Linked DNA regions of Homo sapiens: regions 2, 3 and 4 are each linked to region 1. Evidence: chromatin contacts called from ENCODE Hi-C or POLR2A ChIA-PET data. All regions are on one chromosome and are shown on one strand. Each heading gives the region's core, a stretch centred on a gene start or an enhancer-like site at or near the end of the contact. The rest is flanking DNA. Distances are from core to core; before and after follow the strand shown.

The links. Hi-C counts contacts between places; a loop is a spot of excess contacts on that map. ChIA-PET counts read pairs that join two places held with the same protein, here RNA polymerase II (POLR2A). Pooled maps may share reads with other maps.
Region 2: a loop to region 1 is called in a pooled map, with 29 times the contacts of the local background. The contact joins the promoter of CANX here to the promoter of ZNF354A in region 1. A Hi-C loop is called at or near these places in 2 of 37 single-sample maps with no recorded cell type and 9 of 50 pooled maps. POLR2A ChIA-PET finds 5 or more read pairs at or near these places in 1 of 52 experiments (A549).
Region 3: a loop to region 1 is called in a map of naive thymus-derived CD4-positive, alpha-beta T cell, with 30 times the contacts of the local background. The contact joins the promoter of CBY3 here to the promoter of ZNF354A in region 1. A Hi-C loop is called at or near these places in 1 of 168 maps with a recorded cell type or tissue (naive thymus-derived CD4-positive, alpha-beta T cell), 7 of 37 single-sample maps with no recorded cell type and 10 of 50 pooled maps. POLR2A ChIA-PET finds 5 or more read pairs at or near these places in 1 of 52 experiments (HCT116).
Region 4: a pooled map shows a loop between it and region 1 (4-fold over the local background). The contact joins the enhancer-like site here to the promoter of ZNF354A in region 1. A Hi-C loop is called at or near these places in 1 of 37 single-sample maps with no recorded cell type and 5 of 50 pooled maps.

Annotation. Positions count from the first base shown.
Region 1 is chr5:178,728,283-178,735,180 of GRCh38, forward strand. ZNF354A (zinc finger protein 354A) reads right to left here and starts at 2,377. Exons shown (of 5, transcript NM_005649.3): 1 at 2,274-2,377; 2 at 708-791. The coding sequence starts at 740. RefSeq lists silencers at 1,917-2,146, 2,217-2,556.
Region 2 is chr5:179,693,425-179,700,322 of GRCh38, forward strand. CANX (calnexin) reads left to right here and starts at 5,543. Exons shown (of 15, transcript NM_001746.4): 1 at 5,543-5,678. It also overlaps the pseudogene HMGB3P22. RefSeq lists enhancers at 4,648-5,177, 6,738-6,797 and silencers at 5,188-5,597, 5,638-5,927.
Region 3 is chr5:179,679,021-179,685,918 of GRCh38, forward strand. It overlaps CBY3 (chibby family member 3), which reads right to left and starts at 2,014. Exons shown (of 2, transcript NM_001164444.2): 1 at 1,853-2,014; 2 at 1-245. The coding sequence starts at 1,898. It also overlaps a transcript of CANX not described here.
Region 4 is chr5:179,527,509-179,534,406 of GRCh38, forward strand. All of the region lies in intron 4 of LOC128966623 (a long non-coding RNA gene), which reads left to right. Among named protein-coding and RNA genes, the nearest start is that of RUFY1, 20 kb to the right of the region's middle. RefSeq lists enhancers at 2,263-2,869, 2,870-3,475. Within about 2 kb of position 3,248, at least 13 of the 41 ENCODE cell types and tissues checked have a DNase peak (open chromatin) inside an H3K27ac peak, as active enhancers do.

The DNA of each region.
Region 1 (6,898 bases), core at 1,127-3,626:
AATGTGATAATCTACACAATAAAGATGGATAGCGATGATGGCTGCACAGCAATGCGGAAGTACCTAAAATACCACTGAATTATACACTTAAAAAGTTAAAATGGTATATTTTATGTTATATATATTTTGCCACAATAAAAAAAGGTTAAAATGGTAACATAGATGGTAACATGCATACACAAACACACACACACAAATAAATGTGTACAGAAAATGATTTATTCGGGCTGGGTGCAGTGGCGCACATCTGTAATCCCAGCACTTTGGGAGGCTGAGGCGGGTGGATCACCTGAGGTCAGGAGTTTGAGACCAGCCTGGCCAACGTGGTGAAACCCCATCTCTAATAAAAGCACAAAAAAAAAAACTTAGCCGGGCGTGATGGCGGGAGCCTGTAATCCCAGCTACTTGGGAGGCTGAGGCAGGAGAATTGCTTCAACCTGGGAGGCAGAGGTTGCAGCGAGCCGAGATCCCGCCACTGCCTGGGCGACAAAGCGAGATTCAAAAAAAAAAAAAAAAAAGAGAACCACTAGACACGGGTGGGGAGGGTGGGTGGTCCTCCCTACAGAATCCACCACTCATGAGGGCGGACCAGCTCCTCCAAGAGAAAAGGACTTGGGCTCCATCCTGGCTGGAGATGGTCCCGGGTGAAGAACTCCAGTTAGTGGGGAAAATCCATCCACTGGGATCTGGGAGGGCAATGAGCTCACCTGGGGCCTCGCTTCCCGCTGCCCAGCAGCCATGTCCTCTTTCTGGCTCTCCCGGGAGGACGGCGCAGTCTCCAGAAGGCAGATCTGAGAAGAAAAAGGGAGCCAGGAAGAACCCCTTCTGCTTTCCAGCCCTGGAATCCGCAGCTCTAAAACCCCGACTCCCGCTGAGAAGGACCCCGCGCGCCCTCACAGGGATTCGGGAGGAGCCAGGAGCCCGCGGACCAGAGCAGCGCTGGGCCGCCCGGCCAGGCCCAGGCCCCACAGGCTTGGGGCTTACGGAGGGGACGCTGGAGCCGCAGTGGCAGCAGCGACCCGCTGAGCCCACCAGGGCCAGGGCTCGCCCCACGCCGCTGAGTTCCTCGGCGCCAGCTGGCACTGCCAGCACCCACTGCACCGCTCAGGAAACTGAGGCAGCGCCGGGGCACCTGCCCCGTTCACGCCGCTGCGAGGCGGGCCGGGACTCCCACCACGACGGCCCCGGGACGACTTCCCTCCGCCTCAAGCCTTTCCCAGCCGGTTCCTCTCTCTCCCGCCAACGAATCATCTCCCGACTCCACGGAAAACGGCTTTTTTTTTTTTGAGGCGGAGTCTCGCTCTGTTGGCCAGACTGGAGTGCAGTAGCGCAGTGGCAGGATCTCGGCTCACTGCAAGCTCTGCCTCCCGGGTTCAAGCCATTCTCCTGCCTCAGCCTCCCGAGTAGCTGGGACTACAGGCGCCCGGCTCATTTTTGTATTTTTAGTAGAGACGAGGTTTCACCGTGTTGCCCAGGCTGGTCTCGAACTCCTGATCTCAGGTGATCTGCCCGCCTTGGCATCCCAAAAATCTAGGATTACAGGCGTGAGCCACCACGCCCGACCCCATGTATCCCATTTCTAACACGATGTTTCTTTTTTGAGACGGAGTCTCGCTCTGTCGCTCAGGCTGGAGTGCAGGGCTTGATCTCGGCTCACTGCAAGCTCCGCCTCCTGGGTTCACGCCATTCTCCTGCCTCGGCCTCACAAGTAGCTGGGACTACAGGCGCCCGCCACTACGCCCGGCTAATTTTTTTTGTATTTTTAGTAGAGACGGGGTTTCACCGTGTTAGTCAGGATGGTCTCGATCTCCTGACCTCGTGATCCACCCGCTTCGGCCTCCCAAAGTGCTGGGATTACAGGCGTGAGCCACCGCGCCCGGCCAAACACCAGCTCTGAAGAGGAAAGCGCTGGGTGTCCCGAGGCGGGAGGGGTGGCCGTCCTGGGGACGGACTCGGAAACCGGGGCCCGGCTGCGTCCGCCCTGCCCTCGGGGTCCCGGTGCCCCGAGTCCGCGAGGCCCACATGGAGTGGGCAGGACGGGCCCGGGAGGAAACGCCAGGCCCGGCGTCCACGGCGAGCCGGACGCGGGTGCACCAGCAACGGCGAGGGAGCGCCCCGCGGGGGGGCGAGAGTCCAGATCCCGGCGCGGGGGCCGGTGACAGACGCGGGGGTGCCCGCCAGCGCCCACAAAGGCTTTCGGAGCCTCGGCAGCCGCAGGCAGTCCCCGTGCCGGGCGCCGCCTCCTACCGGCTTGGCCTGCCGCCGACGCTCACCTCCCTAAGCTCGAGCGTCCCGGGCCGCGCCTCCCCAGCCGCGAGGCTCCGGAACCGCCGGCCGGGATGCAGCCTCGCGACCCGGCTCCGCCCCGACGGCGTCTGGGCGACCTCAGGCCCGGCGCCGCTCACCCCGCGGCGCGCCGGGGACCAGGAGGGGCGGGGCAGCCGCTGAGGCCGCTGGGAAATGGAGTCCACGAGAGGACACCTGCATTCGGGGAAGTGTAGTTCCATGCGTTTGAGGCGGGGTCCCGGCTGAGCTGTTACGCGCCCACATGCCACAAGAGGGCCCCTGTGAGCTGGAGGGCCCCAGGTTCCTGGTTATAGGGAAGATAAGGGGAGGTTCGCTGAGGGCAGTAACTTGCAACTCTGTGTCTGTGGGAATTTCGGGAGGGAGGGCGTGGGCGGCAGGAAAACGGCCCAGAACAGACCTAGTGCCCCTCAGTTATTCACCAGAGGGGCACTGAGCACCTGCTGTGTGCCAAGCACGGTTGCAAGTGGTTTCACATGTATCAATCAATGAAAGAAACGTCACTGCCCTGGAGAACATTTTTTTGGGGGGTAGGGAGCAGACAATAAGCCATACACATAATTATATAACATTTTCGGGGATAAATGTGAGGAGAAACAGGGTATGTGGAGGGGTTTCGTCGCTGAGGTGAGAATGGACGAGGACTCCCAGGAAGTGCCTGAAGCAAAGGGGAGGGAGGTGCCAGCTACTGTGAAGCCAACGGATGTATGTATGTATATGTGTGTGTGTGTGTGTGTATATATATATATATTTTTTTTAAACTAAATCTTCTCAGTTACAAAAAGAACACCGGCTCCATTTAGAAAGTTTGGCGCTTCCCTACTTAAGAATATGCCTTGAACATTTGAATTTGTCAATAAATATTCTCCCTCAGTGGCATTTTTGATAGCTTCATTGCATTCCATTGCATTTATTTTTTTAAAAAAAACGTTTAATTGGCTGGGGGCGGTGGCTCATGTCTGTAATCCCAGCACTTTGGGAGGCCGAGGCGGGTTGATCACGACGTTAGTTCAAGACCAGCCTGGCCGAGATGGTGAAACCCCGTCTCTACTAAAAATACAAAAATTAGCTGGGCGTGGTAGCGGGCGCCTGTAGTCCCAGCAACTCAGGAGGCTGAGGCAGAGAATTGCTTGAACCGGGAGACGGAAGTTACAGTAAGCCAAGATTGCGCCACTGCACTCCAGCCTGGGCGACAGAGCGAGACTCCATCTCAAAAAAAAAAAAAAAAAGTAGTTGCCTCTGAGGAGGGTACTGGGAGCTGGAATAATACTTGCACTTGCTATTTAACACCTTGATATACTTTTCAACATTTTGCTTTACCATATGCATGTATGACATGAATGCTTTTAAGAGAGAAAACAATTTCCAGGCTTGCAAAATTGGCTGTATCATTAGCAATACTTCCAGCACCAACATACAGAAACCTTTGCTAACAGTGGCTTGCATCATGACATTTATTATTTGTTTAAAAAGCGATCTAGAGGTAGGCAGAAGGAACTGACCGCAGTTGGTTTGGTGGCTTGATGACATCAGCGAGGGCTCAGTGTCTTTCCGTCTGTCTGCTCTGCCACCCAAAGTTCTGGCTATGGTCTCCACTCAAGAGCCCAGCATAGCTGCTGCTCCAGGAACCAGTTTTCTCACAGCCACATCCAATATCAGGAAGGAAATTACAGAAACAAAAAGGACTAACTTCCACATGATGATCACCTTTTATTTTCTTTTCCAGAAGCCACCATCCCTTTTCCTCCTCCAACCCATTCAGCTCCTTTCCATCCTTCTCTTGCATTTCATTGGCCAGAATTAGGTCACTTCCTCACCTCTGAACCAATCACAGGGAATTTAGTTCACCTGAACTGAAGCAGCTCCATCATATCTCATCATCTGGAGCTGAGCGCATTGCTCACTGAACAAAATTGGTGTTCTTGACAAAGAAGAGGAGGGCAGTGACTGTTAGGCAGGCAGTAACAGGGTGTACCAGGCAGACTGACTGACCAATTAACTAACCAGCTACCATCCCTTATGAGGAGACAACTGCCAGCCTGTCTGTCAGAATCACAAAGCCTGGAATCTCTCACGACGAAAGGCTATACAATCCTGAGGCCTTGGTCCTATGTTAATTTAGTGTGGATTAATCTTTTGAGATAAGACCATTAGTCATGTGTTGGCATCTGCAAATTAACACTGGCTTCTGGGGAGAAACTCTTCAGGAAGAAAAAAATCACATCACTGCATTTTTCAAAGGTTCAACATCAAAAATTTATCAAGTGTAAAAACCCAGTCTGTTTGATACTGTTAAAATGATTAATATTATAAATAGCTGCTAGAAACAAGGCACATCTGACAACCTGAAGGACTGGAAGGAGAGGCAAACATTTTCCTTTCTGAATTAGGAAAAGCTAGTTTCATTATTTGCATTTTCCCTCATATCATTTTATGTCTCTGGCACATTTCCTAAATCAAAGACTTTCCTGGGGATTCTATTTATCAGACAGGTATTGGCTTGCTTTTCAGCAGCCCTATCATAGTTGATTTACTAATATATCCTATAGACTTTCTGCACAGTTTATACAGCTAAGGCCCATAGTGCCTCGTCATTCCCACCTATTTTAAGTGAAAGGCTTAATGCATAGATGGGATCTGACATATGAGTGCTGCTCACTAGTTCGCTGTCAGAGCAGGTCTGAATAATTAGCACCGGCAGCTCTTCTGTGCAGATATTAATATCTTATATCATAAATGTCAAGCATAGCACAAAGATGCAACCGGAAAACCTCCGAAAGCAAGGGAGCCCATAAATCATGGAGGTTTCACTCTATTTTTCTTCCATTTTACTATCAGAAAATAAACCCAGGTGGTGAGATTTAAAATCCTGCGCACCTCCTATTTATTACTTAGCACGGGGCCTTTCCTGAAGCTGGACCCTGGAGGAAGGGCTGAGGGGGAGGAGACATCTCAGCTGGGGAGGGATAATGATGGGGTGAGGGGAAGTGGAAAACAAAACCTCACAACAGCACTCCCAGACAGTTCTGTGCCCTTTACCCATGGCACCATGTTGCATGCATTTGGGACTTAGAGGCCGATACAGGCTATTGGAGAGGCTGCTTATAAAAAATCCTAACCCCCTGCCCTACTCAGTGAAGAAAATAATCTCTTTTATGGTTGCAAGTGTGAGAATGAATGTTGTAATGTAATGTTCATAAATTTTAATGAACTTGCTGAGGATGCCAGGCCCTAAACACCCCATTCAAATTAGGCCCTAGCTCTGCAGCCAGCAAGGCCACATGCAACCTTACCCCCAACAACAGGTATCACTCGTTGTTTTTTTTTTTTTTTTTTGAGACTCTGTCACCAGGGCTGGAGTGCAGTGGCGTGATCTCGGCTCATTGCAACCTCTGCCTCCTGGGTTCAAGCGATTCTCCTGCCTCAGCCTCCCGAGTAGCTGAGACTACAGGCACCCGCCATTATGCCCAGCTAATTTTTTGTATTTTTAGTAGAGACAGGGTTTCACCGTGTTGGCCGGGCTGCTCTTGAACTCCTGACCTCGTGATTCATCCACCTCGGCCTCCCAAAGTGCTGGGATTACAGGCATGAGCCACCGCGCCCGGCCATCTAACTGCAATTTAATTTAATTTAGAGATGAGGAAGTCTGTACTTCTGAAAAAAACAAAAGCAAAAAACTATTCTATCCTAAGAACTTTGGCACTTTGGCTATTAGAAGGTTCCCACTATATTTAGCTGAGGTCAGTTTCTCTGAAACTCCTTTTGATTCATCCTACTTGCCCTTCTAGGGACCCATGGGGGAAATTCTACCTTTTTTTTTTTTTTTTTTGAGACAGGATCTCACTCTGTCTCCCAGGCTGGAGTGCAGTGGTGCAATTAGGGCTCACTGCAGCCTCAACCTCCTAAGTTCAATCAATCCTCCCAACTCAGGCTCCTAAGGAACTGAGACTACAAGTGGGTGCCACCACACCTGGCTAATTTTTTTAAATTTTGGGTTTGAGGGTACATGTGAAGGTTTGTTACATAGATGAACATGTGCCACAGGGGTCTGTTGTACATATTATTACATCACCTAGTTATTAAGCTCAGTACCCAATAGTTATCTTTTCTGCTCCTCTCCCTCCTCCCACCCTTCTCCCTCCGATAGGCCTCAGTGTCTGTCGTTTCCTTCTTTGTGTGCATAAGTTCTGATAATGCAGCTCCCACTTATAAGTGAGAACATGCAGTATTTGATTTTCCTTTCCTGCGTTAGTTTGCTAAGGATGGTAGCCTCCAGCTCCATCCATGTTCCCACAAAAGACATGATCTCATTCTTTTTTATGGCTGCATAATATTCCATGGTATATATGTATCACATTTTCTTTGTTCAGTCTGTCATTGACAGGCCTTTAGGTTGATTCCATGTCTTTGCTATGGTGAAAGTGCTGCAGTGAACATTTGCATGCATGTGTCTTTATGCTAAAATGTGTTATGTGCCTCTGGGTATATGCCCAGAGGATTTGCTGGGTCAAATGGTAGTTCTGCTTTTAGCTCTTTGAGGAATCGCCATACTGCTTTCCACAATGGTTGAACTAATGTACACTCCCACTAACAG
Region 2 (6,898 bases), core at 4,293-6,792, 970 kb after region 1:
GCACTTTGGGAGGCCAAGGCAAGTGGATCACCTGAGCTTAGAAGTTTGAGACCAGCCTGGCCAACATGGCGAAACCCGATCTCTACTAAAAATAGAGAAATTAGCCGGGTGAGGTGGCACATGCCTGTAGTCCCAGCTACTCTGGAGGCTGAGGCAGGAGAATCGCTTAAACTGGGAGGTAGAGGTTGCAGTGAGCCGAGATTGTACACTGTACTCTAGCCTGGGCAACAGTGAGAATCTGTCTCAAAAAAATAAAATAAAAATAAAAACTAGCCACGCATGGTGGTGCATGCCTATAGTCTTAGCCACTTGGGAGGCTGAGGCAAGAGGATCCCTTGAGCCCAGAAGTTTGAGGCTGCAGTGAGCCATGATTGTGCCACTGTACTCTAGCCTGGCCGGTAACTTGTCTTAAAAAAAAAAAAAGTTTAATTTCACTGTAATAAAATAAACTTCAATTAACATAGTTACATATCTTTTTCTTTGTCCATCATTTTGACAATGCCAGATTAGCATGAGTATAGAGAAACTTTAGAGAAATGACCATTACCAGCCTAACTATTAAGAAAGTAATGGGCCGGGCGTGGTGGCTTATGCCTGTAATCCCAGCTACTCAGGAGGCTGAGGCAGGAGAAGCGCTGGAACCCGGGAGGCCGAGGTTGCTGTGAGCTGAGATCCTGCCATTGCACTCCAGCCTGGGCAACAAGAGAGAAACTCCGTCTCAAAAAAAAAAAAAAAAAAAAAAAAAGGAATGAGAGCGAACAATACAGCCAGGATGGCTAAAGGTGACCCCAAGAAACCAAAGGGCAAGATGTCTGCTTATGTCTTCTTTGTGCAGACATGCAGAGAAGAATGTAAAAAGAAAAACCCTGTCAATTTTGCAGAATTTTCCAAGAAGTGCTCTGAAAGGTGGAAGACAATGTCCGGGAAAGAGAAGTCTAAATTTGATGAAATGGCAAAGACGGATAAAGTGCACTGTGATCGGGAAATGAAGGGACCAGCTAAGGGAGGCAAGAAGAAGAAGGATCCTAGTGCCCCCAAAAGGCCACCATCTGGATTCTTCCTGTTCTCTTCGGAAATCCGCCCCAAGATCAAATCCACAAACCCTGGCATCTCTATTGGAGATGTGGCAAAAAAGCTGGGTGAGATGTGGAATAACTTAAATGACAGTGAAAAGCAGCCTTACATCACTAAGACGGCAAAGCTGAAGGAGAAGTACGAGAAGGATGTTGCTGATTCTAAGTCGAAAGGGAAGTTTGATGGCTCAAAGCGTCCTGCTAAAGTTGCCTGGAAAAAGGTGGAAGAGGAAGATGAAGACGAGGAGGAGATGAGGAGGAGGATGAATAAACAAAGTGTTTATCTGTCAAAAAAAAAAAAGTAAATGGATAAAAATGTGAGTGCTCCCTCTCTCTGTGTGCCCACTTTCTCCTTCAAGCAAAAGGTAGGCATGAGCAAGGATGAGGGTGGCTTTGAGGGAAGGATGGAGAGACAAGCTATGAGAAGAAGCTGGATACGAAGGATAAATGGATCAACAATTTTGTTTACTCTTTTAAACATACTGCCTATTTTGAAAAAAGTACAAAAGCTAAAGCTAAAATTTATTCCTTTTTTAAGTTTTTATTTCTTTCATTTATTTATTTATTTTTGAGACGGAATCTTGCTCTGTCTCCCAGGCTGGAGTGCAGTGGCGCGATCTCAGCTCACTGCAAGCTCCGCCTCCCGGGTTCACGCCATTCTCCTGCCCCAGCCTCCCCAGCAGCTGGGACTACAGGCACCCGCCCCACACCCGGCTAATTTTTTTGTGTGTGTGGTTTTTTTTAGTAGAGACGGGGTTTCACCGTGTTAGCCAGGATGGTCTCGATCTCTTGACCTCGTGATCCACCCGCCTCGGCTTCCCAAAGTGCTAGGATTACAGGCGTGAGTTTGAGGCGGAGTTTCACTCTTGTTGCCCAGGCTGGAGTGCAATGGCGCAATCTCAGCTCACCGCATCCTCTGCTTCCTGGGTTCAAGCGATTCTCTTGCCTCAGCCTCCCGAGTAGCTGGGATTACAGGCATTAGCCACCATGCCCGGCTAATTTTGTATTTTTAGTAGAGACAGGGCTTCTCCATGTTGGTCAGGTTGGTCTCGAACTCCTGACCTCAGGTGATCCACCCGCCTTGGCCTCCCAAAGTGCTGGGATTACAGGCGTGAGCCACTGTGCCTGGCCTATTTTTATTTATTTATTTATTTTTATTTTTATTTTTTTTGAGACGGAGTCTCGTTTTGTCGCCCAGGCTGGAGTGCTGTGGCGCAATCTCCGCTCACTGCAAGCTCCGCCTTCCGGGTTCACACCATTCTCCTGCCTCAGCCTCCCGAGTAGCTGGGACTACAGGCGCCCGCCACTGCGCCCGGCTAATTTTTTGTATTTTTAGTAGAGATGGGGTTTCACCGTGGTCTCGATCTCCTGACCTCATGATCCACCCGCCTCGGCCTCCCAAAGTGCTGGGATTACAGGCGTGAGCCACTGTGCCTGGCCTATTTTTATTTTTTTAGACAGGGTGTTACTCTGGTACAGTGGCCCAATCTTGGCTCACTGCAGCCTTGACCTCTTGGCCTTAGACAATCCTCCCACCTCGGCCTCCTGAGTAGCTGAGACTACAGGCTCAAGCCACTATGCCAAGCTAATTTTTGTATATTTTGTAGAGATGGGGTCTTGTCATGTTGCCCAGGCTGGTCTTGAATCCTGGGTTCAAGTGATCCACCCACCTTCGCCTCCCAAAGTGCTGAATTAGAGGCATGAGCTACCTCACCCGGCCTGATTCTTTGTTGAAAAAATCATATGCATGTTTAAAGAAAGTGTCATTTCTTTTTTTTTTTTTTTTTTTTTTTTTGGAGACAGAGTCTGGCTCTGTCACCCAAGCTAGAGTGCAGTGGCACAATCTTGGCTCACTGCAACCTCTGCCTCCCGGGTTCAAGCGATTGTCCTGCCTCAGCCACCCGAGTATCTGGGACTATAGGTGTGCACCAGTATGCCCGGCTAATTTTTGTATTTTTAGTAGAGATAGGGTTTCACCATGTTGGCCATACTGGTCTTGAACTCCTGACCTCAGGTAATCCGCCCGCCTCAGCCTCCCAAAGTGCTGGCATTACAGGCGTGAGCCACTGTGCCTGGCCAAGAAAGTATTTCTGCTTCTAGAGTTTCAGGCCCCCTCTCCAGCATTAACCTTTCCTAGCAGTTTCTCGTGTTTCTTTCTAGTAAGCTTGTTTGGCCAAGCTTACATGTATGAGAATACATCTCCCTTTTCAGTATGAAAGGAAACACACCTTTCTCTGTGCTTTTTCACATGACACTAAATCTTGACTGTTGCTCCATGTCAGAATGTAAACAGGCTGTAAACCTCTTGTTACTGCACTTCCTTTTATTGGTTTTCACAGATGCTGTGTTTTTACAAATTGAATGTGGCAACCCTGCATCAAGTAAGTCTATAAGCACCATTTTTCCAACAGCACGTACTCACTTCTGGTCTCTGTCACATTTTGGGAATTCGTATAATATGTTTTCATTATTATATCTGTCATGGTGATCCAGGTTGATGTTACTATTGTAATTGCTTTGGACTGCACAAACGATGCCCATGTAAAACATCTGTTTGTTTTTATTATTTATTTATTTAGAGACGGGTTCTCACTCTGTTGCCCAGGCTGGATGAAATGCAGTGGCCTGATCTTAGCTCACTGCAGCCTCCTCAATCAGGAGTCAAGGATACTCCTGCCTCAGTCTTCCTAGTATCTGGGTCTACGGGTGTGCACCATGCCAGGCTAATTTTTTTATTTTTATGTTTGTAGAGACAGGGGTCTCACTATGTTGCCCAGGCTAGTCTTGAACTCCTGGCCTCAAATGATCCACCTGCATCAGCTTCCCAAAGTGCTCAGATCACAGGGAGAGCCACCTCGCCCAGCCAATTCTGACCTCTTTGCCAGTCCATTCTGGATGGAAGCAGTCCCTCCCCTTCAGAATCCCATTGAATTCTCCATAGTACCACAGTCTTTTGGCACTTACCTTTGCAGGAGTAGCTCTTTTGCTCACAAATGTACTTCCTGTAACTACATTTTAAGCTCATTATTTGGATCATGTAGCATCCAGAATTTTATTCTGCTTTGAATAGCTGCTTCCCCAGGTAGACAGGAAACCAAAATTCTCCTACACAAATTTTGGGGCTGAAGTTGGGGCGCCGTGGCTCACGCCTGTAATCCCAGCACTGTGGGAGGCAGAGGCAGGTCGATCACCTGAGGTCAGCCTGGCCAACATGGTGAAACCTGTCTCTACTAAAATACAAAAATTAGCCGGGCGTGGTGGCGGGCGCCTGTAATCCCAGCTACTCGGGAGGCTGAGGGAGAATCGCTTGAACCCGGGAGGCGGAGGTTGTAGTGAGCTAAGATCGCACCACTAGACTCCAGCCTGAGCGACAGAGCAAGACTTCGTCTCAAAAAAATAAAAATAAAAAAAATTTGGGGGTTGAGGGTTGGATGATACTAACTCATGCAAACACCAAACCCTGCCTTTCTTCCCCTTCCCGGTGGCAAGAGGGCTTTTCAGATCAGTGATACATTCGCTGATTCTAGTGTTTTCCACCCTAGTAGTCAAGCCTTTGGGTGTCCAAACAAATAGAGAACAAGAGATCAGGATCTCTAAAGGTCTAGAAAAACCCTGGGCCACTTCCATTTTGTGAGGTTCTCAGCATACTGAAAACTGAAGATGTACTAAGAGTGGGTTACTAAAATGGTGGCGTATCTTAAATCTTTCCATGGCACCATCCTTTCTCTCGTCCTGTCATCCCTGTATCTCTCTGCCCTGACACCTAATCTCACTTCAGGAAACATAAATTGAAAGTTCAAATAACCTCGGATTATATTATTCTGGACTGTGTGTTATGCTGGGCGACGAGGCTGCGCAGGCTCCTGGGCCGAGCCATGACTCTGCAGGAACTGCGGCGCCGGCTCACACAGCGCGGAGCAGTGCACGCCAATCCGGCCAGGCGCTCGCGCTGGGTTCTGCTCACGCCCGTAGGGGCCCGCGTTCGCTGCAACGGGCCCTTCCTGATGGCCGATCGTCGGACTCCTACCCCTTTTGCCGGCTGCCGTTTGCCCCGTCAGCGAAGGGCGCGCGATGCGTCCCAAGTCTCGGCTCCAGGAACCAGACGGGTGAGGGCTACTGGGGGTTGGGTTGGAACGCCCCGAAGGCACCACAGCAACCGACGCGGGAACGCCTGTTAAACCAGCCCCGCCCCGAGACGCGCGCGCCCGGCGGTCTCGATCCAGCGTGGCCCGCCCCTCACCTCCCGCCCAACCAACAGCCACTTCCTGCCTCACTCCCGGCCAATCTTCACACTCCACGAAGAATAGCCGTAGGGGGCGTATGGGACGGTGCGTAGAGCGATGCCCACGCCGGCCAACCGGATGTCGGGGCTTGCGCGGGAGGGCGGGACTTGGCGCCGGCTGTGGCTACTCAGGGGCCAGGGGCGGGCACAGGGCCGGGCTTCGTGCGGTGGGGCTCGCTCGCGCGGCAGCGGTGGCCGAGGCCTCTTGGTTCTGCGGCACGTGACGGTCGGGCCGCCTCCGCCTCTCTCTTTACTGCGGCGCGGGGCAAGGTGTGCGGGCGGGAAGGGGCACGGGCACCCCCGCGGTCCCCGGGAGGCTAGAGGTGAGAGGGGAGACCTGAGCGCGTCCTCGGGCCTGTGAGGACCTCGGGGGGCTGGGAGCGCCTCTGCGGCTGAGGGGTCGGGCGTGGCCGGCGACTGAGGGGTCGGGCTGGCTCTTGAGGGCCCAGGCCCTGGCCGACGCGCCCGCCGTGAGCGAGGAGGCCCGAATCCGGGCGTCTTTGGTTGGGTTGCGGGCCCAGGCCGCGCCGCCGGGGTCGGGAGGCGTGGCAGGTGGCCCGACAGCCTTCTTTGACCTCTGGGAAAGCTGACTTATTCCTATGGCTTTGCTTCTAGGGCTTTCTTAGGCCTCTTTGCCGGCTGCCTGGGCAGCCGCGAGGTGGGCTGGAGTAACTGGGTAAAAGTATAGGGTGGAATCGGGCCTACTAGGTACCCCTAGTAGTAGGGAAGGGTGGTATTAGACCGAGAGGGAATGTTTACAACTAGCGTTACAGTTTAATATTTGAAAATCCAAAGCGGAGACTGGACCCTAGTTCCCTGAAGAGAAAGGGGAATGTACCAGAAGGAGAACACGCAGTGGTTGAGAAACTTAGCAGTTACAGCACCTATTCTGGAGGCGAGTAATCCAGTTGGAGAGGGACAGGGCGTTAAAAGCAGGAAAGCCCCCGAAAGCTCATCTAAGTGCATCTCTTTCCACACCGGAGGCCTGGAGGTATGAAATGACTGGCCCAAGGTCATGCGATTAGTGTACTGATGGTGCTGGGATTATAGTTCAGGGATAGACCGTGCAGTGGTTAACGCTAAGGCCCTGGCTCGAGTCTTTGATTGGTCATTGGTTGCTCTGTGAACTTCGGCAGTTTTCTTACCCTTTGTGCCCCCGTTCTTGTCAAGTAATGGATATAATAATACCCGATGGATTTGTGAGGATTAAATTAAGATATGTATACAATAAGACAGGGAAGTCCGACATTTAGTAACTGCTCGATGATCATTGCGGTACGTTATTATAATCTGAATGCCTTTGGACCAATACACTGCCATCCTAGTGAACTGGTTCAGTCCTGTTTCGCAGGACCTGAGGTCACAGTTATGGTGATAGAAGAAACCGGGCATTGTGTATTACCGCTGGGCATGACACAAGTGATTGCTGGTTGAGGGAAGTTAAACTGAGCTTAATATTAAAAGATTGAGAGGACAAGATTAACCATAGTTAAGTCTTTTTACCTCTGATTTAGGAAATGGAAGATTTTGCTTAATTTTTTAA
Region 3 (6,898 bases), core at 764-3,263, 950 kb after region 1:
GCGGCGCAGTGGCGGCCGCCGTGGCGAGAAGGGCCGCGAGATGTGATCGGCCCAAAACTGCTGCAGCGTCTGCCACAGGCGGCTGGCATGGCTCGTAGCCGAGCACTCGAAGGTTGCCAGGGCGTGGACCTTGTAGGGCACGCAGGTGCTCGAAGGGGAGCCTCGGGAGCGCTGGCGACTCGTGCTGCGCTCTTGTCTCGGGAGCCCGGATGTCCAGAATGATGAAGGCGAGCCAGGGGGCGCTGCTGGGAGACAAGAGTCCGGGTGAGCAGCGTGCTTGGTACAGGCCGCCTCTCAAACCGCGAGGCCGGCGGACATGTCTTAGCCCTGCAGCTACGGCTGCGGCTGTGTCTCACCAGCTGCTGGCCACCGAGGAGCCCGTCGTTCCACGCTGCACAGGCAGCAGTCTCACCTAAACCATCTTCCCCAAAGACCACTGAGGATCAGGCCCTGGGATACATATGCAGATGAAGGACGGGAGGAGGGCCTTGTTCTGAGTTGCAGCTGGAAGGGTGAGGGGTAGGGAATGGTAGCAAGACAAGTAAGTAGGTACTTAAAGGAGGAGTAGGACTTTGCCAGGTGGGTTGAGGATGGAAAATGGAGAACTTCTAGGCAGAGGGAAGAGCCGAGCAGGGCTTTCTTTTTCTTTTTTTTTGAGACTGAGTCTCGCTGTCGTTGCCCGAGCTGGAGTGCAATTGCGCGATCTTGGCTCACTGCAACCTCCACCTCCCGGGTTCCAGCAGTTCTCCTGCCTCAGCCTCTTGAGTAGCTGAGATTACAGGCGCCTGCCATCACCCCCACCTGATTTTTGTATTTTTAGTGAAGACGGGGTTTCACCATGTTGGCCAGGCTGGTCTCGAACTCCTGACCTCAGGTGATCCACCCAACTCGGCCTCCCAAAGTGCCCGGATTACAGGCATGAGTCACTGCGCCTGGCCTTTTTTTTTTTTTTTTTTTTTTTTTTGTATTTTTAGTAGAAATGGGGTTTCACCTTATTGGCCAGGCTGGTCTCGAACTCCGGACCTCAGGTGATCTGCCCGCCTCAGCGCCAAAGTGCTGGGATTACAGGTGTGAGCCACTGTACCCGGCAGGGCAGGACTTTCATATTTCAGATGTGAACACGAGCTTGGATAGGATTGGTGCTGGGAAGAGCAGAAGAGGAAGCTGGGAAGGTGGACCAGTGCACTATGTGAAGGTGCCCTACAGGCAGGCTCGGAAGCTTAGACTTCCTTTTGTGGGTAAGAGGGAACTGCTGAAGGATTAGAAAGCCGGGGTTAGATCTGGATTCTGAAAGCAATCTGGGAGGATATCTAGCATAGCCAACAGCATTATTGCCCTCATCATTCAGTCATTTGATAGACTTGAACTAGCATCTGCTCTGTGCCAGACTCTGGTCTTGGGAAGGGGACCTGAAACAGCCTCTGCCTGCCCTCAAGGTGCTCCTAATCCAGCTTGGAAGACAGATGCGTGTATAGACCACAGTCCAGTGTGTTCACTGACATCCTGGGGTGTGTGCCATGGGCTAGACCTATGCATAGGGCTCAAAGTATCAGGGATTGTGCACACTAAACATGACTTTTATTCCAAACAAACTGTGCCCTCAGGAAGTCCAAAGTCCAGATAACAGACAAGTCCCATTTTGCTCACTTCTCTCTGCACCCCCCACCCCTGCCCAGTAAGTGCTGATTCTATTATGTGAAAAAGGGAGCTATGTGTTGTTTCTAATTCCTCTTCTGCCCATGGGCAGTGAGAAGAGAAAGAACTAGAGCAGGGTTCCCTCTGTTATGCCTTCGTTAATTCATAATACACTTATCCCTCACATATAGGTGGACAGAGGCTGGATGGTACATACCATCCCCAAGATCTGGTTCAGGGAGATGGTCTCTGGAAGCCCACATCCAGGCCCACCCTTGAGATTGTATCTTCTCGGAGGATGTTTCCCCGTTAGTCCTCACTGTATGTTGTGCCTCACCTGGAAGATGGGGTGGAGTTGCTGAGCTGCTGTCCCAGGGCTAGTCCCATCTCTGACCCACTCAGCTCTTGTCCACCTGCTATGACTCACAATGCCTCCAGGCCAGGCCACCCCAGGACAAGAAGGGGTGCTGACCGCTGAGCTGTCAGATAGACTCTGGGCTCTCCCCTGCATGCATTCAGTGCATCATTGAGCACCTACTGTGTTCTAGGAACAGTTCTAGGGAAGTGAAGAACATATTCCCTCACTGAGCTGTCATTCTTGGCAGGGGAATGAAGGGAGTGATCATAAGCAGAGTCCAAGACAGGAATTTGTTCTAGGGGAACTAACAAGATAGTCTCTCAGGAAGCTAACAGAGCGTGTCATGGGTCAGGTTCCCTAGAAGCAGAGCCTAAGCTGAGCATTCTTGTTCAAGTGAATTATTGGGGAAATGCTCTCAGGAGAAGGGGGTGAGGGAAGCAAGACAGGGCGAGAAAAAGGCTAAGGCTGAGCCAGAGTGTGGTCTCACGTGGAGACTAGCTTCCGCTTGCTCTCATGGGGAACTCTGAGCACAAATGGCACCACAGTTAGGCCTCCTTAAAGCAAGGGAGCCCGTCTTTTGTACCCTCCTTCTACATGTCAGTTATTGGCCAGGGCAGCTGAGAGTTACCAGCCAGCTCCTACAGCACCTATGGGATGGGTGCACCACCAGTGATAGGGATCTCAGTAGGGCGCCAGCTGAGGAGGGAGGAAGATAATAGGATAGATGATGAAAATGAAAGGGCAGACTAGCCAACATGGCAAGACCCCATCTCTACAAAAACAAATTAGCTGGGCGTGGTGGCATGCGACTGTAGTCCCAGCTACTCAAGAGGCTGAGGTGGGAGGATCACCTGAGCCCAAGAGGTGAAAGCTGCAGTGAGCAGTGATTGTGCCACTGCACTCCAGCATGGGCGATAGAGACCCTGTGTTTAAAAAAAAAAAAAAAAAAAAGAGGGCCAGGCGCGATGTTTCATGCCTGTAAATCCCAGCACTTTGGGAGGGGAAGGTGGGTGGATCACCTGAAGTCAGAAGCTCGAGAACTGCCTGACCAACATGGTGAAACTCCGTGTCTACTAAAAATAGAAAAAATTAGCCGGGTGTGGTGGCGGGTGCCTGTAATCTCAGCTACTCAGGAGTCTGAGGCAGGAGAATTGCTTGAACCTGGGAGGCAGAGGTTGCAATGAGCGAAGATTGTGCCACTGCACTCCAACCTGGGCAACAAGAGCGAAACTCCATCTCAAAAAAAAAAAAAAGGAATGATTAAATTAATAAGAATATCCAGGCCGGGCACGGTGGCTCACGCCTGTAATCCCAGCACTTTGGGAGGCTGAGGCAGGCGGATCATGAGGTCAGGAGATCGAGATCATCCTGGCTAACATGGTGAAACCCTGTCTCTAATAAAAATACAAAAAATTGGCCGGGTGCAGTGGCTCACGCCTGTAATCCCAGCACCTTGGGAGGCCGAGGCAGGCAAATCACCTGAGGTTGGGAGTTTGAGACCAGCGTGACCAACATGGAGAAACACCATCTCTTCTCAAAATACAAAATTAGCCGGGCATGGTGGTGTATGCCTGTAATCCTAGCTACTTGGGAGGCTGAGGCAGGAGAATCGCTTGAACCCAGGAGGCAGAGGTTGCAGTTAGCCGAGATCACACCACTGTACTCCAGCCTGGGTGACAGAGCGAGACTCTGTCTCAAAAAAAAAAAAAAAAAAACCCTAATTCTGATACGTACAGTGAAGAAAACAAACCAGGGAAATACAGAAAGTGATTTTGGGACAGGGTGAGGAGTAGGAAGTAATTTAGATGTGGTGCTCGGTGAAGGCCCTTGACATTCTTGCTAAAACCTGAACAATAAGGAGACCCCAATCCCTTGAAGACCTGGGGGTAGAGGAGGGAAGTGGCTGGGCATGTTTGAAGGACACGTGCCACGTGTGCGGACAGTGGAAGGAAATGACGTCAGTCCTACCTACTAAGCCCACCCACCTGACTGCAAGGGACAGACCCAGATCCACAGGAGCTCACAAGCTGGGGCAGAGCCCGGTGGTGGTGCCACCTCCTAGGAAACTTCTGTAATAGTTTTATTGAGGTATAAGTGACAAAATCAACTACATTTATTTATTTATTTATTTTTGAGACGGAGTCTCGCTCTGTCGCACAGGCTGGAGTGCAGTGGCGCTACCTCAGCTCACTGCGACCTCCACTTCGAGGTTCACACCATTCTCCTGCCTCAGCCTCTCAAGTAGCTGGGACTACAGGCACCCGCCACCATGCCTGGCTAATTTTTTGTATTTTTTTTTTTAGTAGAGATGGGGTTTCACCGTGTTGGCCAGGATGGTCTCGATCTCCTGACCTTGTGATCCGCCCACCTCAGCCTCCCAAAGTGCTGGGATTACAGGTGTGAGCCACCGCGCCCGGCCAACTACATATATTTATAATGTATAATGTGAAGTATTTCGATAATTTGTTATGTGAAATCATTCCCAAAATCAAGATAATGTATCCATCTGGAGGTATCCATTACCTTTTTTTCTTTTTTTGAGAGGAGTCTCACTTTGTTGCCCAGACTGGAGTGCAGTGGTATGATCTTAGCTCACTGCAACCTCTGCCTCCTGGGTTCAAGTGATTCTCCTGTCTCAGCCTCCCAAGTAGCTGGGATTACAGGTGCCTGCCACCACACCCAGCTAATTTTTGTATTTTTAGTAGAGATGGGGTTTCACCATATTCACCAGGCTGGTTTCAAACTCCTGGCCTCAAGTGATCCATCTGCCTCGGCCTCCCAAACTGCTGGAATTACAGGTGTGAGCCACCGCGCCCAGCCTCAGTATAGATTTTTTTTGGCATTGGCTTCTCGCCGCATAATTATTTTAAGATTTATCCATGTTGTTGCATTTATTAACAGTTCATTGCTTTTTATTGCTGAGTAGTATTTCATTGTATGGAAACACCACACAATTTGTTTTTCCATTCAGCTGTTGATGCACATTTGGGTTGTTTCCAGTTTGGGGGCTATTGCAAATAAAACTGCTCTGAACATTTTTGCTCATCTTTGTGTGGACATATGCTTTCATTTCTCTTAAGTAAACACCTAGGAATAGAATGACTGTGTCATATGGCAGGTGCATGTTTACCTTTTTATTAAGCCACTAACAGTGAGTGAAAGTTTCTGTTTCTCTGTATCCTGGCCAACACTTGGTTTGGTAAACCTTCATTTTTAAAAAATTCGCTTAATTAAAGGTGGTGGTGGCGTTTTTGAGACGGGGTCTTACCGTGGTGCCTAGGCTGGTCTCAGACTCCTGGGCTCAAGGGATCCTCCCACCTGAGCCTCCCAAAGTGCTAGGATTACAGGCAGGAGCCACAGGGCCCAGCTAGTAAGCCTTTTTTTTTTTTTTTTTCAGCTCACTGCAAGCTCCACCTCCCGGGTTCACACCATTCTCCTTCCTTAGCCTCCTGAGTAGCTGGGACTACAGGTGCCCGCCACCACGCCCGGCTAATTTTTTTGTATTTTTAGTAGAGACGGGGTTTCACTGTGTTAGCCAGGATGGTCTTGATCTCCTGACCCCATGATCCACCCACCTCGGCCTCCCAAAGTGCTGAGATTACAGGCTTGAGCCACCGTGCCCGGCCAAGCCTTTTTAATTTTAGCCATAGTGGTAGCGTGTCTAAATTGTGGGGTTTTTGCTGTTGTTTTGTTGTTGTTTTAAATTTTTAACAGCAAGCTCATCCTTAATAAATTTATTTTACTTATTTATTTATTTTTTGAGATGGAGTTTCACTTTTGTTGCCCAGGCTGGAGTGCAATAGCATGATCTCAGCTCACTGCAACCTTCACCTCCTGGGTTCAAGCAATTCTCCTGCCTCAGCCTCCTAAGTGGGATTACAGGCGTGTGCCACCACACCTGGCTAATTTTGTATTTTTTTTTTTTTTTTTTTTTTTTTTTTTTACTAGAGACAGGGTTTTCACCATGTTGGCCCTGCCGGTCTTGAACTCCCGACCTCAAGTGATCCATCTGCCTCTACCTCCCAAAGTGCTGGGATTACAGGCTTGAGCCACTGTGCCCGGCCTTAATAAATCTATCTATTTATTTACTTATTTAATTTTTGGAGGCAGAGTCTCGCCCTGTCACCCAGGCTGGAGCGCAGTGGCGCAACCTCGGGTCACTGCAACCTCCGCCTCCTGGGTTCAAGCGATTCTTCTGCCTCAGCCTCCTGAGTACTTGGGATTACAGGCACACGCCACCACATCTGGCTAATTTTTTTGTTTATTTGTGTTTTTTTTGAGATGGAGTTTCACTCTTGTTGCCCAGGCTGAAGTGCAGTGGTGCAATCTTGGCTCACTGCAACCTCCACCTCAGCCTCCCGTGTAGCTGGGATTACAAGCATGTGCCACCATGCCTGGCTAATTTTGTATTTTTAGTAGAGACGGTGTTTCTCTATGTTGGTCAGGCTGGTCTTGAACTCCTGACCTCAGGTGATCTGCCCACCTCGGCCTCCCAAAGTGCTGGGATTACAGGCGTGAGCCACCGCGCCCAGCTTTTTTTTTTTTTTTTTTTTTTTTTGAGATGGAGTTTCGCTCTTGTTGCCCAGGCTGGAGTGCAGTGGCGTGATCTCGGCTCACTGAAACCTCTGCCTGCTGGGTTCAAGAGATACTCCTGCCTCAGCCTCCCAAGTAGCTGGGATTACAGGCAGCTGCCACCACGCCCAGCTAATTTTTGTATTTTTAGTAGAGGTGGGGTTTCACCATGTTGGCAAGGCTGGTCTCAAACTCCAGACTTCAGGTGATCCACCTGCCCTGGCCTCCCAAAGTGTTGGAATTATAGGTGTGAGCCACCACGCCCTGCCTAATGTTTGTATTTTTAGTAGAGACAGGGTTTCACCATGTTTGCCAGGCTAGTCTCAAACTCCT
Region 4 (6,898 bases), core at 1,998-4,497, 800 kb after region 1:
CAGGAGTGTCCTGGGTTACTCAGAGGTGTGCCATGGAGCCCTCCCTTGGCCGTTTTATAATAACCAGAACAGCCCATTTCCCCATGGACACACATTCCAAGCTCTCCACAGCCCAGTACCACCGTTATGCAAAGGATATGGATGGAACTCACATTCAGAAAGCTAGAAAATAAGGCTGTGCCAGGCACAGTAGATGAGCAATGAGAAGATGCCAATGTCTTTTCTAGAAGCATGAGTGATCCAGCTCTTTGGTTCTGAACATTTCTGTGCTTTAGCGTTTCTCTCCCTCATTCACAGTAAAGACATCTGCAGCTCTTCCCTCCTGAGATAAGAAACTGGAACAGCCACCACCTGCTCCCTGATGTTTTCACCATCTCTGCCACTTGTTACAACGACCACTTAGCCAGACATCTCGGCGCAGGGATCCCCCTTAAACTGCAGAAGCAAGACCAGCCCACCACCCTTTCTTTTTATTCCTGCCATAATTTGATGCTAGTAACACTCTGCCTACCTACTTCCAATGGTAACAAATATTTTGTAGAATATGCAAGTTTATTTTGTAGATTGTGGTCCCTGGAGTGAGAGAAACTCTCCACCTACCAGACCTGTGACTTAGGTAAGTCACTCTGTGTCTCCAAACTTAATTTCCTTGATGTGGAAAATGGGGATAGAAGTTAATAACATTGCAGGAAAGGGGACATGAGTTATAATATAAAACTCTCTGCATGGTTCCTATTGGATAATTTTGCTATTATTATTGCTTGTATTTTTGTCACATTATAACCAACTTAGTTTTACTTGTTAAAGTACACACAATTGGGTTTTTTTAAAAGAATTAATTTAATTTACTAGCACAAAAGCTAGTGTTAAAAATAGGTGTTAAAAATTGAGTCCCGGCAGGGCACCGTGGCTCACGCCTGCAATCCCAGCACTTCGGGAGGTCCAGGCTGGCAGATCACTTGAGGTCAGGAGTTTGAGACCAGCCTGGCCAACATGGTGAAACTCCATTTCTACTAAAAATATAAGAAATAGCCGGGCGTGGTGGCTCGTGCCTGTAGTCCCAGCTACTCAGGAGGCTGAGACAGGAAAATTGCTTGAACCGGGAGGCAGAGGGTGCAGTGAGCCAAGATGGCGCCACTGCACTCCAGCCTGGGCAACAGAGTGAGAATCTGTTTAAAAAAAAAAAAGAAAAAAAAAGTGAGTCCCATCTGATAAACCGAATATTTAAGTAAATTTGAAATATTTTTTGCCCCATGATATTTAGGGGTTTCTACTAATTGACTTTGATGTTCAAGGGCTGTTTTGTGATCCCAAAGCCATTGCCACTTTTACTTTGAACAAGCTGGACTCATGGGGTACTCCAGAGCCAACTCTGTTTTCTCCACGCAGCCTGCTCCTTGCTGCTGGTTCTGAGTCCCTGAATGAAATCTGGGATCTTCATGGCTTACCTACTTACATTCAGGAAAATAAAAAAAAAATCCTCCAGTCATCTCCAATAACAAGAAGAGGTCTGATTTCACTCATTAAACTATGCAGTGTGATGTCATAGCCAAATGGCCACACCGCATTGGAGAGCCAAGTTTTCTCTCCCAGAACAGCCTGCCTGGGCGCGGGCCACCATGCCCGGCTAATTTTTGTATTTTTAGTAGAGACAGGGTTTCACCATGCTGGCCAGCCTGGTCTCGAACTCCTGACCTCGCGATCCGCCAGCCTCGGCCTCCCAAAGTGCTGGGATTACAGGCGTGAGCCATTGTGCCGGGCCACTTTTCTTTCTTTCTTTTTTCTCTTTTTTTTTTTTTTTTGAGACAGAGTCTCGCTCTGTCGCCCAGGCTGGAGTGCAGTGGTGCCATCTCGGCTCACTGCAAGCTCCGCTTCTCAGGTTCACGCCATTCTCCTGCCTCAGCCTCCCGAGTAGCTGGGACTACAGGCGCCCGCCACCACACCCGGCTAATTTTTTGTATTTTTACTAGAGACGGGGTTTCGCCATGTTAGCCAGGATGGTCTCCATCTCCTGACCTCGTGATCCACCTGCCTGAGCCTCCCCAAAGTGCTGGGATTACAGGCGTGAGCCACCGCGCCCGGCCTCTTTTTTAAAGAAGGTTTTATTTTTGCAATAACATTACTAGCGCTATTGACAAGTATCAAATGCACACTGTATAACTACAGCAAACCCATCCACAACGTATTCGACTGTTCAGAGCCCTGAATGACATCTTGATAAAGAGCCAAAAGTTGTTTCCATAAAGATCTTCAAGGTGTTTGAGCACATCTTGTCAGACGCCCGTAAAGGAAGCTGACTCTCACTGGGTTCCAGGAATTACGTGGTTACGTCCATAACAGCCCATCTGACAAGTGGCAAATACCCGTGGAAAACCAATTAACTGTGCTCCTCGGTTTACCCTGGAGGATGGTGGCGGATGACGCGACTAAGTTTGCTTTGAGCCTGCTTCAAGTTCCAACTTCCTTGGAGTTAGTCGCATTTACAATTTAAAACATGCAAAAATCCACGCTTGTGTATGAAATTCGTGTTTCTTCAGAACATGAGGCTAAGACAACGTGGATATTATGGGATGATGGGCCGTTCACAGAGAAATCCCCGTCCCGGGCACACTCAGGCCTGGCGCCTGGCCTGCGGCTCACCTGGTGGGAGGAAAGGTTTCTCTGGGTGGTCCAAGGCGGCACAGGTGACCCAGGGCGAGGAGCCTCTGGGGGGCTCAGCGAACCCAGCGTCCACTCAAGCTCGTCCTGCCCCTGGCAATCCACGCGGTGCCGGGTGGATGCGTGGGAGCCACATCAAAGTCCCCCCACAAGTGCCTGGGGCTCCCCGCTGATTTCGAGGTCTACAGAATGGGTTTCTTGCAACTCACATCCTTCAGCTGGAGGACCCCAGAAAGGCAGAGCTCCCGTCCAGAGTGTGCTGGTCCCGGACGCAGACCTGCTCCCAAATGCCCTGGGGTCGGGCGTAAGGCCTGGGGATCGCCGGAGCCTGGTTTCCTCACTGCGGTGCTCACTGCCGCCGCCTCTTCCCCGGACGCCCGGTCTGTCTGAGGTCGCCGGGTCTGTGGACGCGGATCCGAATCGGAGCTTCCGAGGGTGATCTGAGATCCAAAGTCAGGAGTCTTCTGCATCCTGCCCTTTGTCAGCGCTGGTCCTCATTTCACCTGCCCAGGGCCTTCAGGAGGGGCGACACTCTCCGGCTGCGGGCGGCCCAGCGCTCGCCCCCCTCGGCCCCACGTACTCTTCCTGCCTCGCCCCCATCGCCCTCCTCCGGCTTCCCGCGCCTCCCGGGGCTCTGCGCTTGCGTCCAGGGCGCCCTCTCCGGGGACAATGGGCGGGTGCTTCGCAGGCTGCAGTCAGGGCCGACTTCACCCGGCGAGGACAGGGCGAGGCGCTGGGCCCAGAGGTATGTTTGAAACGATTCGCGTATGTGAATCTACTTTTTGAATTGTAAATTTTATGAAACCTAAATACAAATCATGTACTTCTTATGAAAATTTCGTGTCTGAATTAAGAAGTGCTATCAATATAAAAGAACAGATTTCGAAAACTTAGTACAAAAATAGAAGGTGAAATATTTCATTCATGTTTATGTTGATAACATGTTCAAATGACACTACTTTGGACGTATTGAATTAAATATATTATTAAAACTCATTGCACATATTTCTTTTTACTTTTCTAAGTGGCTACTACAAACATTAAGTCACATGTGTTCTTGCATTATATTTCTACTGGACAGTGTGCTGTACAAGAAAATAGAAAAAGTATAAAAATTATCCAGTTCATTTTATGAAACTAGAATTTTTAATTCTCAAATCAGATAAGGTTAACATAAAAATAAAATTATAAAACCATTTTTTACTTATGATCACTGATATAAAACAAAATATAGCTAACAGAATCAAATAGTATATATATAAATTTATCATATTGTATTTAAGATCTTTATTTTTCTAACATTCTTGGTCCTATGAAAACATTTCAGTATACAACATCAGAGAAAAACCATCATAATCTATATGCCAGTCATCACAATCGACATGGTATAATTTTTAAAAATAAACTATCTTGCCCTGTAGATGTATATATACAGCAGTCCCTCTGTATCCACAGGGGATTCGTTCCAGGACCCTCCCCCCAAAATCCACAATGCTCAAGTCCCTTATATAAAGTAGCATTGTACTGTCAGTCCCCAATTTATGATGGCTTCAATTGGGATTTGACTTGCCAATGGTGCAAAAGCAATGGGCATTCAGAACGCTTCTCATCTTACAATAGGGTTACATCTGGATAAACCCATTGTAAATTCAACTCGCCATATGGTCAATCTATACGATGGATGTATTTGGTTGTAACCCCATCATAAGTCAAGGAGCATCTGTATTTGCGTATAACCTATAACCTATGCACATCCTCTGTCCCAGGTTAATTATTTAGAGGTATAATTTAAATCACCTCTAAATTTTATTTTATTTTATTTTATTTTTGAGATGGAGTCTTGCTCTGTCGCCCAGGCTGGAGTGCAGTGGTGTGATCTCGGCTCACTGCAAGCTCTGCCTCCCGGCTTCACGCCATTCTCCTGCCTCAGCCTCCCGAGTAGCTGGGACTACAGGCGCCTGTAACCACACCCAGCTAATTTTTTGTATTTTTAGTGGAGACGGGGTTTCACTGTGTTAGCCAGGATGGTCTCGATCTCCTGACCTCGTGATCTGCCCGTCTCGGCCTCCCGAAGTGCTGGGGTTACAGGCGTGAACCACCATGCCCGGCCCAATCACCTCTAAATTATTTACACTACTAGTTAATACAATGTAAATGCTATGTAAATAGCTGTTGGGGCCAAGCATGGTGGCTCACTCCTGTAATCCCAACACTTTGGGAGGCTGAGGCAGGAGGATTACTTGAGCCCAGGAGTTCGAGACCAGCCTGTGGTCCCAGCTACTCAGGAGGCTGAAGTGGGAGGCTCACTTGAGCTCAGGAAGTTGTGGCTGCAGTGAGCTGTGATGGTACCACTGCACTCAAGCCTAGGCAACAAAGCAAGACTGTCTCAAAAAAAAAGTTGTTGTATTGATTTTTTTATTTATATTATTTTTTCTTGTTTTTTTTTTATTGCTTTTGTTTTTCAAATACTTTTGATCCACGGTTGATTGAAACCACAGATGTAAAACCCCAGGATACGAGGGGCCAACTGCATATAAAATCAAGTAAAACTTAGCTTAGGAATATAAGAATTTTTCTTTTTTATAGTATGTGTGTATATATATGTATATATGTGTGTCTATATAGGTATACATGTGTGTGTATATGTATATATACACACATATATATATATATATATTTTTTTTTTTTTTTAAATAGGGATGAGGTCTCACTATGTTGCCCAGGCTGGTCTCAAACTCCTGAGCTCAAGCGATCCTCCTGCTTCAGACTCCCGGAGTCCTGGGAAGAATTTTTCAACATCAAAAAATCTATTAACATGAGCTACCACAGTAAAAAGAAAAAAAACATATAATTATCTCAGTCTATTCAGAAAGAAATTTGATAAGATTTAAAGCCTACTTATGATTTTTTCCCTCTTAACTAATTAAGACTGGAAGAAACTTTCTCAACTAGTAAATTTCATATACCAAAAGCTTACATCAAAATTTTACTTGAGGAAGAAAATTGCAAAGATCCTTAATTAATTAATCCTTTAAGTCAGGATTAATTAACACAAAAATACTCAGTAATCCCCTGTGGTTTAACACAGAACTGCATTCTCCTGGTCAATGCCCTAAGGAAAGAAAAAGAAAGAAAAGATGTAAGGATTGGAAGATGAGAGAAAATTGTCATAATTCGAAGATGATATCACCGTCTACCTAGAAAGAAACCGCCGGCTGGGCGCGGTGGCTCAGGCCTCTAATCCCAGCACTTTGGGAGGAAGAGGCAGGTGGATCACTCAAGGTCAGAAGTTTGACATCAGCCTGGCCAACATAGTGAAACCCACTCTCTCGCTACGAAAAATACAAAAATTAGCTGGGCGTGGTGGTGCATGCCTGTAATCTCAGCTATTCAGGAGGCAAGGCAGGAGAATCACTTGAACCTGGGAGGCGGAGGTTGCAGTGAGCTGAGATCATTCCACTACACTCCAACCTGGGGGACAGAGTGAGACTCCCTCTCAAAAAAGAAAAAGAAAAAAGAAAAAAAGGAAACCAGCTGGGTGTGGTGGCTCATGCCTGTAATCCCATCACTTTGGGAGGCCGAGGTGGGCAGATTACTTGATGTCAGAAGTTCGAAACCAGCCTGGCCACATGGTGAAACCCCGTCTCTACTAAAAATATTGTAAAAATTAGCTGGGCATGGCGGCAGGCACCTGTAATCCCAGCTACTCAGGAGGCTGAGGCAGGAGAATCACTTAAACCTGGGAGGTGGAGGTTGCAGTGAGCCGAGATCATGTCCAGCCTGGGTGACGAAACGAGACTCTGTCTAAAAAAATTAATGAATTAATTAAAATAAAATAGTCAAACTCACAGAAGCAGAGAGTACAATGGTAGTTTCCAGGGGCTGAGGGGAGGAGGAAGTGGGGAGTTGCTGTTCAATGGGTTGAAAGTTTCAGCCCATTGATGAACGTGTTATCTGCTGCACAACGTCATGCCTGTTCATAATACTGCACTGCCCACTTAATTTGTGAAGAGGGTAGATCCCATGTTAAATGTTCTTACCACAAATTAAAAACAAAAAGAATCAGCCAATTAGAAATCCTTAATTTTAGTAATTTTTTATTTGAGGTAAGTTATCTTCTGAGGTTTTAAAGTAAAGAAATAGGCCAGGTCCAGTGGCTCACACCTGTAATCCCAGCACTGTGGGAGGCCTGGGTGGGCAGATAGCTTGAGCTCAGGAGTTCAAGACCAGCCTGGGCCAC